Regions from separate parts of the Homo sapiens genome. Here region 1 is linked to region 2. A link is an interaction called in ENCODE POLR2A ChIA-PET data of the cell type or tissue named here. Cell type or tissue: HepG2. All regions are shown on one strand. Links, peaks and the distances in the headings refer to the core of each region. The heading gives the core; the rest is flanking DNA.

Region 1 (5,368 bases), core at 55-5,054, 57 kb before region 2:
CAGCGGAGTACTGTACGGCCTGGTCTATATACACAGCGGAGTGCTGCACGGCCTGGTCTACATGCACAGCGGAGTACTGTACGGCCTGGTCTACATGCACAGGGGGGTGCTGTGCCACCTGGTCGATATGCACAGCAGAGTGCTGTGTGGCTTCATCTATATACACACAGTGGAGTGCTGTATAGCCTTGGAAAAGGATGAAACCGTATCATTTGTGACAACATATATGAACCCAAAGGACATTCTGTTAAGTGAAATAAGCCAGGCACAAAAAGACAAATCCTGCATGTTCTCACTTACATGTGTACTCGCAGAAAGGGGAACTCATAGGAGCAGAGTGGCGGTCGCCTGGGGCAGGGGGCGGGGTGGGATGTGCTGGGAAGATGTTGGTCAGGGATTATTGTACAGTATGGTGACTATAATGAATTTCTGAAATTGCTAAGAGTAGATTTAAGTGTTCCCACCACTAAGAAATAAGCATATGAGTTAAGACATGTGCTAATTAGCTCGATTTAGCCTTTCCACTGTGCATACATACTTCAGACCATCATGTAGTGTGCTATAAATACAGTTTTTGTCAATTTAAAAGAAAAAAGATGCTAAATCACACTTACAGAGAAATATGAATTAAAAGCACACTGGCATACTGCCTCTTGCTAATCAGAAGTTTAGCTGGAGAAGTGGGGAGGGCTGAACTCTCCCGTGGCATGGCTGCGGCAAATGGCATGACCTCATCATGTGAACTTGGCAGTATCTAGCGAGGTCATAGACACGTTTGCCCTTTGACCAGCAATTCCACTTCTAGGAATCTGTCCCAAAAGTACTCTGGCAGAAATAGAGTTATTTGCAATTTTTTAATAGTCTTCTAGTCTTGATGTTGAACTGGAAGCATCTGTATAAGTCCAGTGTCTTTTATCGTAAAATACATGGTTTCTAGACCTGTCCATGGAAAAAACTGAACACAGAGAGCCCAGTTGTGGTCTCCTCATGTCATTCCCACTGAGAAGATCTGGAGGTCTTTGGATAAATGACCGGGTCTGGGGAAAAATGTTTCCAACGAGCCTACAACATCTTGTTCTACCAGCAAGTGCAAGACTAAAAGGTAATGAATGACTCTTTATAAAACATCAACACAATACAGTCAATTCCACAGCCTCTGATCAGGAAGCTGCTGGCATCACAGAAGGCGAGTTGGACATTAGCACCTCCCTTGGTGAACTGCTCTTGCCAAAAAAGTAAAAGTAAAAGCTGAACCAGAATCTGACCAGGCACCTAGATGTAACTGTCAATTTATAGGAAATACCGGGGACAGAGGCACATGATAAACACCTCCAAGGGGGCGTAATCGACAAAACCCACCTCATGTGAAGCTCTACATGACAAATGACCTGGTTTCTCCAACAACAACAACAAAAATACAAAGAAAAGAGAATCAGCAAGAAAACCTGTCTATCAAAAGAGACTCAGGAAATAGCAGCCAATTGCAGGCTATGGACTGGATAAGATTTTGATCCTAGTTCAAACAAAATGTGTCTAGAAAACACAGAGAAAAATAACAGGAGAAACGTTAACACTGGCTAGATATTTAATTCTGAATAATTATTAATTGTATTGTGGCTGTGGAATTGATTGTATTGTGTTTATGTGTATAAAAAGTCATTACCTTTTAGGAATGTTTACTGAACTCTGCACGTGTTAACAGTTCTGTGCTGTCTGGGGTTTGCCTTGGATTGATGGTGGTGGGCAGCCGTTGCTGGGGATGCGGGTGAAACGCGGCCGGCCGTGCACCAACGTTGTTGCAGTCATTGCACCGTTTCTGATGTTTTTGCACTCGTTTGAAATTTCTATGATTTAAAGAAAACTTTTTATAATGTAAGTTGCATGGCAGACACTGCCCTACCTGCTTGATTCCTCAGTCTTCTAAGCACTGCTGTGGTCTTTTTTCCTCACAGTCATAATTAATTCTCTGCGTGAATGTGCCTCGTTATAATCCTTGGAAATGTGCACAGAGCCTATTTCTGTCTAGCCATGCCAGCCGTTACTGTACTTGCAAAGATGCTATCTAAATGGAAAGGAACTATGTCCATATCTTTCAAATAAATATGGTGCTTTTTTCCTCCCTTCACCCCCAAAAAAGTCATGATGACTGTCTACTCCTAGTATTTGTTTTATAGGAGCATTGGCATCGCTAGTGTCTGTGAATAGCTGGAGTGTGCACTCTGAAACTTTACTTTGCCTGTTGTATGGGACACACACAGGACTAAGAGACACATGTAAAACGCATGTGGTCTTGGCACGGGGAAAGGACCATATGTTTTTTAAAAACAGTCTCCAGCAGCTCTGACGCTTCCCTGCAGGGGAGAGGGATGTGCGTGCTCCTCAGACCCTCCTTGAGAGGACTTCCCGGCCGAGGGCCTTTTCTGGCCACATACATGGATGGAGGTCTGCGCCTCCTCCCAGCTGACAGTCTGTGGCATCTGCAGTGGGGCTGTCTGTGGCTGGCACCTGTGGACACAGAACCAGGAGACACAAGCCAGCCTTTACTGGAGCATGTTAGAGCCAGGACGTGCCTCTCACCTGAGCTACTCAGCGTGCAGATGACAAACAGAGGTTCAGAGTCCTCCTGGCTGTGTCTTCTGGGGCCTCCCAGCGGGGAGGGAGTGGCACTCGGTGTTTCCACATCCCTTTCTCCTGCCTGCACAGGGAGCTCCAGCTGTTGGCTCATTTTGCCTTTTCCTGCCATGGAGAAATCAGGGACTTACCTGATCAGTTTTATATTGGTTCCATAAATGGCCACTGGGTCTCCCTCTTCAAAGGGGTGTTTGCTCTTTATTCCTGGATTCGTGGTTGTCCTTAATGTGAATCTCTTTCCCCGATTCCTGCGCGGCTGCAGCAACGCTGCGGTTTGTTCAACTTCGTGGCTGCAGGACGCTGTCAGCAGTTTGGTCTTCTTGGCACACTGCCACTTATAGGCCAGGAAATGGGATAAAGCCATTTATCTTTTATCGGGATGGGAGCCTGCCCTTTCCGCCTTCTCTTAAATGCATTAGTAAAACCACTTGGGAAAAACAACAGGGAGTTCATTTGAAACTCATTTCCAGGTTAACTCTTCACACTCCTGATGAAATCTGTGAAGTGCATGGAGTCTGCCCCTGCCCTCAGGCCCCTCCACAGCAGGTGTCAGAATCACCAGGTGGGTGGAGCTCCAGACCCTGGCCCCTTACCGCTGGCCACAGCATCCTGAGCACCCTGCCCAGAACCTCCGGCCTCGGGTTCCTCTTCTGCAGAAAGCAGATGATGACGCCTGCATCACGGACTGCATGGTCGGGATGGCGGAGTGACCACAGGCTCGGGAAGTGACTTGGGACGGTCACTGTGGCTGAGTTAGCAGTTGGCTGCTTGTTGTTTTCTTCCGTTTGTGGCGATCCTTTCTTTCCCAGATGACCCCTGTTTTGTGACGTTCATTCTTCCCATTTGTCATTGAAAGCCGTTGCTGGGATAACGCTCTAATAAAAACCAGTGCCAGAAAAGATGCTCAGAATCATTTGTCATTAGAGAGTTACATATGCCCCTACACACCTGTTAGAGCATCGGCTTCCACAAAACCTCACAACGCCTGGTACTGGCGAGGACACAGGGCATGGGGAGCTCTCGTTCACTGGGATGGAGCGGAGGGAGTGGGGAAGACAGTATGGCCGTTACTTCCAAAGCTAAATGCACTCTTACCATACAGTCCAGTGATCTTGCTTCTTGGTGTTTACCCAAACTAGTTGAAAACATGTCCATACAAAAACCTGCACATAAGTGTTTATAGGAGCTTTATTCACAAGCACTAAAACCTGGAAGCAACCAGTATGTCATTCAGTAGATGAATAAACAAACTGTGGTCCATGCAGATGATGGAATATTACTCAGCAGTGAAAAGAAATGGGCTAAGTCATGAAGAGACATAGAGGAAACTTAGATGCTTATTGCCAAGAGGAAGAAGCCAATCTGAAAAGGCCACAGACTGTATGATTCCAACTCTGTGATATTCTGGAAAAGGCAAAACTATGGAGACAGTGACAAAATCCATAGTTGCTGAGAGGAGAGAGGGGTGAGTAGGTGGAGCTCTGGGGATTTTAGGGCAGTGAAACTACTGTATATGATATCATGTATTTGTCAAAACCCATACAGATGCACAGCACAGAGTAAATCTTAATACCTGCAAATTTAAAAATTATTTAGGACATGCCTATAATCCCAGCACTGTGGGAGGCTGAGGAGGGCAGATCACTTGAGGTCAGGAGTTCGAGACCAGCCTGGCCAACATGGTGAAGCCCCATCTCTACTAAAAATACAAAAATTAGCCAGGCATGGTGGAGCGTGCCTGTAATCCCAGCTACTCAGGAGGCTGAGGCAAGAGAATTGCTTGAACCCAGGAGGCAGGGGTTGGAGTGAGCCAAGATCACGCCATTGCACTCCAGCCTGGGTGACAGAGTGAGACTCCGTCTCAAATAAATAAATAAATAGTAAAAATCATTTCGGAGGTCAGAGGGGTCCCCGGAAGGAATGCAGGAACCAGGAGACACAAGCCAGCTTTACTGGAGCGTGTTAGAGCCAGGACGCGCCTCTCACCTGAGCGGTTCAGCGTGCAGATGACAAACAGAGGTTCAGAGTCCTGGCTGTGTCTTCTGGGGCCTCCCAGTGGGGAGGGAGTGGCACTCTGTGTTTCCACATCCCTTTCTCCTGCCTGCACAGGAGGCAGAGAGCCAACCTGTGCTGAAGATGCATGAAACCGCCTCACGGAAGAAGAGGAACAGGGTGCTGACCTGCGTGACTCTGGGCAGGAGTGGGGTCTGTGAGACTAGAGGCAAAAGAAGCCACACAAACGCCCCAGGCTCCACTTAATTACGTCGTTTCCCGTAGATACAGGTCGGCAGTGCTGACGCTGCTCTGCCGGAAGCTGAAACTGAGCGATTAGGTGAGCAGCTGTCTGCGGATGGGAGCTGCTTTCTCACTGTTCCAGGAGAGGCTACACCCGTGTTGTAACAGAGCAGGTGTGCGGCGTCAGTGTGAACTGACGCTTAGCTTAGTGCAGATACAGGTGGCGACATACAGAAATACTGTGCACATCCCATAGCACACGCCTGCCTCTCCTCACCTTGACAGCTGAGAGGGCCTGGAAGCAGCAGCAGCCAGTGTCCACGAGCGTCCCCAGTGGCCAGATCTTGGTTTCTAATTCCATTCTTCAGTAAAAGCAACTGGGCTTCTTAGAGAAACCGCAGATTCCAGGATGGAGGCAGGAAGTATGCAAGATGAGACTGGATCATCTTACAGTGACAGAAAGGGAGGAACAAAACAAACAAAACAAAACCCAAACCCACGT
Region 2 (5,368 bases), core at 133-5,132:
GGGGAGGTTGGGGAAAGCACTTCCTGATGCCTTTGGGTGTGGAAAGTGGTGGGGGCAGCCAGGCTGGTTCAGTGCAAGGCCTGAGGTGAGGTTCAGGTGCGGCCCACGGGCTGTGGCAGGGACGCAGCACTCAGCAGGTGCCTCAGGGTTTGTTGGAGGTGAGGGGGTAGCAGAGCCCCTCACACAGGTCTAGGTTGCAGGTTCATGGCAGCTGGGTAGGGACGGGAAGCTCCAGTAAGATTCACCATGGGATTTTTCACCAGAAACTCCTAGAAGTTAGTTCTGTGTCGTGAGAATAAAAAAGTTAACATGTCTTTGGCTTCCCATCTGCTGGGGAGTGTGCCCAGTGGCACTGCGGAAACCCAGGCCGGACCTCACAATTGCAGGATGAGCCTCCTCCCTTCTATCCGGCAGGTGGCCTTCTCCAGGCATTGCCCTGCACCTCGAGGGGCAGCGGGGCTTAAGTCAAGCTCTGTAAATGCGGCACCCGACGTCTGAGGCCCGCCACGCTGCAGGTTCCCATCTCCAAAGCCCGTGGTGCTGGGCACGGCAGAGCCGTAGGCGGAGACAGGGAGCCGGGAGGAGCGTCAGATGCCTGTGGCCTCTTTACAGCTCTGTCCCCTGCCTTATCTCGCTGGCTCTGCCCTTGGTCATCAGGATGTGAGGCGGTGACGGACACTTCAGTGCTCTGACGCACTGTGGCCCCGGGGAAGCGTGGTGTCTGCAGCCTCCTGGGCCTTCCCTTCTGCCTGGCTTCCTCCTCCTCCACCCGTCCACCTGTGTGTCTGGGTCAGGCTGGCTTCTGCATCTCTGTGGACAGACCTCTCCCCGTGCTGCAGCTGTTTTCCTTGGGTTGAGCACTGAAAAGAGCCCCTTTGGGTTAGGAGGCAGGTGGACTTCCACTCACATGGAGGAGGAGCCTCCTCTGCCCGGAGGAGACGGTGCTGGGAGAAAATGTAGCTGCAGGTGGAGATTTTCTGATAACCAAGAGTGGATGTTGTCTGTTTACTGAGTGGAGGTTGGGGCCGGTGCCAGGGTTGTCCATCTCCCCTCTGTCCTGCATGGCATGGTGGCAGAGATACCACCATACTTCAGAGGCAGCAGCACCCTCGCCGGGTGCCGGATCTCCCAGGGTCCACCTGTGCTGCCCTGCCCTGGGGTATTTGGAGCTGAGTTCCAATTAAGCCAAGAAAAACAGATTGTTTTACTTAGAATTTAGAAATTCTCCTTTTTTTTTTTTTGAGATGGAGTCTCGCTCTGTCACCCAGGCTGGAGTGCAATGGTGTGATCTTGGCTCACTGCAACCCTGCCTCCTGGGTTCAAGCGATTCTCCTGCCTCAGCCTCCCGAGTAGCTGGAATTACGGGTATGTGCCACCGCACCTGGCTAATTTTTTTGGTATTTTTAGTAGAGATGGAGTTTCGCCATGTTGGCCAGGCTGGTCTCAAACTTCTGACCTTATGTGATCCGCCCGCCTCAGCCTCCCAAAGTGCTGGGATTACAGGCATGAGCCATTGCGCCCGGCCTAGAAATTCTCTTCATAAAACGTGTTTGAGATTGGCACAGGAAGTTTCAAACAGAATCAGGATTCACCATAAGAAGCAGATAAATACATTTGAGGCACCCAGGGTGAGTGATCTCAGCGGAATTCCCCTTTAAGCTTCCTAGTAGCGCGTGCAAAAAGGAAAACGTGTGGATCTAAGACTGTGCACAAACAAAAGCTGTTCTTCTGGGAGGAACCAATCCCTCAGCAATCACACTTGACTCCCTCGAAGGAAAGCTGGAAGGGGAGAGGGCGTCAGGATGCAGGTCCCGGTGTCTCTGTGCAGCTCATCCTCCTTCAGAGGCCGCTCTGCTTCTGTCCATCCCTCCAATTGCCAGTGGTGTCAGCATTTGGGGCCGTGATCAGATGGAGGAAGACTGGCAAGCAGTCACCCCCGACAGGACTCTCTGGCTCAGCCTCCCCAGGAATATGCTGCTCCCCAGGCACAGCGGAAGACCTGCTGCGTTTCATCTTCCGGCTGCCTGTTTAAAGCAAGGGAGGCCATGCCCCCAGCGGGGTCCCTTGTGCCTGGACCCAAGGCAAGAATAGCTCAGGCTTGTTCCTTTTTCCTCAAGTTCCTCTCGGGCGGGCACGGTGTGTCGCCTGGACCTGCATGTAAACATCAGGGCGGAGCAGGAATCGGCCTCCAGGAGGGTAATTGCCTGGCGTACTCTGTCCCAGGTAGTGGGTGAAATGAAAGTAAAAAGCCAGCTGGTCCCTCATGCAGATTTTAGGGGACAAAGTTCAGCATAGAAAGGTCCTGTTACAAGGAGAGGGTTGTGGCGAGCCCAGGGCAGCGCGCGTCCTCCCCGGCAGCTGATCCTCGCCATGGGGGACGGAAAGGCTGTCCGGATTTCCGTGGCGGAAATGAAAAGCTACTACCTGTATTCTGAGTGGTGCTCCTGGCTGCTGTCCGTGGCTGAGGGTGAGTCTCCTCGTCCCCTGTGAGTCCCTCGCAGGTGGTGTGCTCGGAGCAGTCGAGGCGGCCTCTGGGTGAGGCAGCATGGAGGTGCCCTCTGTGGATGCCCCGTGCTCCACAGGGCAGTCTGTGTCCCCTGTGGAATTTGCAGTAGCTCAGGGAGTGGGGATGAGAAGCAAATGAGCTTTTCACCCTAAAGTTATCATCTGATCCTAATTTATGTCACAGTTACCAAAAGCAAATAACCTCCTTTTGTCTGGCAAGCCTGAGCCTCACAAACTGTGCAAACAGCTGGGGGCTCAGCCTGCACCAGGCTGCCCCGCGTCTTGAGAGCTCTGATGTCCCGGGGCCATGGCTGCAGGTGCAGGACAGAGACAAGGCCGTGACCGAACACTTTGCTGGTCCCCTTGACCATGGGACACCCGGTGACGTGCCTGAGGATCGGCCCCGGCACACCGAAGCCCGGTTTATGCAGAGCTTCCCACGGTCAGCCGTGCAGGGAGCTGTGAGCCCCGGCCACTCTTCCTCTTCCCGTCCCGTGGTCAGTGAGCCCCCAGGGCCGTGCGTGGGGCTGAGCAGGTCTCCTGCCTCAGAAGGCATTTCCTTCATTCCACCTCGAAATCCAGAAAATGCCCTGGAACAAGGGCTCGCCCCTTCACTGGCTGAATGCCATCTGTGTGTCTGCCTGGCATGACCTGCGGTCGGGGTCTGATCCTGCCTGTGAAGACACAGTCTCTGTGAGGATGGGGCCGCGGCCGGATGCCATGTGGCGCTTTCCCGGGGCCCAGAGTGCTGAGTCCTTGTCCTCAGAGTTGCAGCTTTGCTGTTTATAAAACTGCATCCACTCTCTTCTGAACTCACCCGTTCTGCAGATGAGGAGAGTCAGGAAGTCACGGAGAGAAATGCGCATCACAGGGTTGTCAGAGCGTCCCACGAACGGTGTGGGAGGACACAGCAGTAGACGTCAGCACCACCACCGCCCCATTCACACCTGGGCTTCCCCCAAACCTCCCACCTCCCCACGGTCCCACTGCCCTCGGAGGACCCACCGCACAGGGGTGTTTAAGACAGTGGCGGTGCTCCCGGGAGACCACGGGGTGTCTCTGAGGACAGGCGGTCCCCTGGGCCCCCTGGTTAGGACAGAAACGCAAGAGCCACGCAAACCTCTCTGTGACACTGGGGACCCCCTGAGGGAGGGAAGCCCCATCGGAGGGTCTGCTGGGCGGGCCTGCCTGCCTGTGGGTGGACACTGGGCCGAGGGTGCCAACCCTGCCCACGGGGCCTCAGTCCTGCAGCCGGGTCTGCACTGCGCCCTCACTCCCCTGCCTGCCTCACAGACCGTGGGGGCTCCCCCAACAGTGGCGCGTACGCTGCACTCTGCCAGGGCCGTCTAGGGTTCTCTCAGGACTGTGGGGATGCCTCAAGGGTGGCAGGAGCCACTTTTGGCCAATATGCAGTTAGATTTGATAAGAAAACAAGCTGGCGTCCTGCCCAAGGCTCCGGGGAGGTTTCAGGTGGGACTCGGAGCCAGTGTCGGAGCTGGAGCACATGAGGTCGCGGGGCCACAGCCACCCTGGGCTGCCGCATTTCCATCTCGGTGGGTCCTTTTACACAGATGGCACCCGGTGAACTCACTCAGTGGAGCTGCCTTTCCCTGAAGCCATTCCTTCACCCGGCTGCAGGGCCGCAGACAGCACGGGCCGCAGGGTCTCTGCAGCTTGTTCAGGTTCAGATTGGATGGGGTCCCAGAAGGCATCTCCCTCCACCTGCCCCTTCCAGCGCTTTCCCGAAACGCTGTTGTCTGCAGCCACGCAGAGGGTGGCGTGCGCCTGGAGCACACCTTGTGGACGCAGCCCAGGGCTCGTTGTCTGCCCCCTGATCCACCCAGCACAAGGTCAGCACCAGCACCCATTGGTCTTTTTCCTCTCTTGCTTTTCACTCACTGCTCACACTCCCTTCCTCAGACAAATTAAAACCAAGTCGGAGAGGCCCAGCAGGGGAAGCAGAGTTGGCCTTCTGCAGCCGCACAGTTGAGTCCTGGAGTTCAGAGATTTTAGCTGCTCTGCCCAAAACGGTCTGGCAGACTAAGGAGGAGGCCGGGTGTGAGGTCTCGGCCTGCGCTGCATGCAACGTTTTCACTTCCATGGTAGTGGCAGAGGAAAGGGAAGTCCTCCATACTGTGGCTTGCTGGTCTTTGCACGGTGGTGAGAGGGTTGGGCGTTGGGCTCCCTCGCCCCCATCCGGCCTCTCATCCCTGTCCAGGGCCTGGAAGGGGCCAGTGTGTGTCTGGAAAGTGTGAAGTCTGGCAGGGGTGTGGGAAGTACCCATGAGCACCATCGCTGTGGGCGGACAGTGATGGGATTGTCCCCCTCGTCACAGCGGACCTGTGAGAAATGACCAGAACTGACCCTGCCCAGCCCACAAGGGGACAGCCTCATCCAAGCAACACACACCCATTGTCACAGTTACTTGGAATCCTGCTCTATATTTTTGTTCTTCAGAGAAGGGGAAAAGGGCTGGGCATCAGAAGATTGCTCTGAATAAACAGTGTGTTTAGAAGAGAGTCACAGGGTCAGGCTGCGGGGCGAGGAGGCCTCCTTCTGGAGGTGCACATGCCACTCGTCTTGGGGCTGAGACCAGGAGTTTGCACCGATTCAGAGGGAAGTCGACGGCATCTGTGGCAGCGCACATGTACACACCGTGTGTGGTGGTGCAGCTGCCTCTGCCCGGGATGCATGATGCTCTCTGTGGTCCTCGTCTACTGTGTTTTTTTTTTTTAATTCTACATGGTGAGCCAAAAAGGTTGTTAAGCACCTTTGGGGTACAGCCCTGCCATGATAAGAATGTATTTCTAAAATAGTGGAAAGGAAAGTCGTGGAGAAGGCCAGCACCTGCCCGGTGTGGGGA

The links. ChIA-PET counts read pairs that join two places held together with the same protein. Peaks named below come from ENCODE experiments on the same cell type or tissue, not always from the same donor. Only the 100,000 strongest peaks of a DNase experiment are listed, where the experiment ranks them.
Region 1: POLR2A ChIA-PET joins it to region 2 with 5 read pairs; 1 of 35 experiments calls an interaction of 5 or more read pairs at or near these places.

Annotation. Positions count from the first base shown.
Region 1 is chr13:112,926,443-112,931,810 of GRCh38, forward strand. It overlaps LOC124903214 (a long non-coding RNA gene), which reads right to left and starts at 4,910. Exons shown (of 2, transcript XR_007063877.1): 1 at 4,618-4,910; 2 at 1-3,506. It also overlaps a transcript of MCF2L not described here. RefSeq lists an enhancer at 2,899-3,741. In HepG2, for the core only: a CTCF peak has its summit at 4,687; DNase peaks (open chromatin) are centred at 2,639 and 4,659; H3K4me3 peaks cover 1,325 bases.
Region 2 is chr13:112,983,013-112,988,380 of GRCh38, forward strand. All of the region lies in intron 1 of MCF2L (MCF.2 cell line derived transforming sequence like), which reads left to right. Among named protein-coding and RNA genes, the nearest start is that of MCF2L, 16 kb to the left of the region's middle. RefSeq lists an enhancer at 2,517-3,514. In HepG2, for the core only: no CTCF peak of the experiment used is centred there; DNase peaks (open chromatin) are centred at 629 and 2,259; H3K4me3 peaks cover 1,494 bases.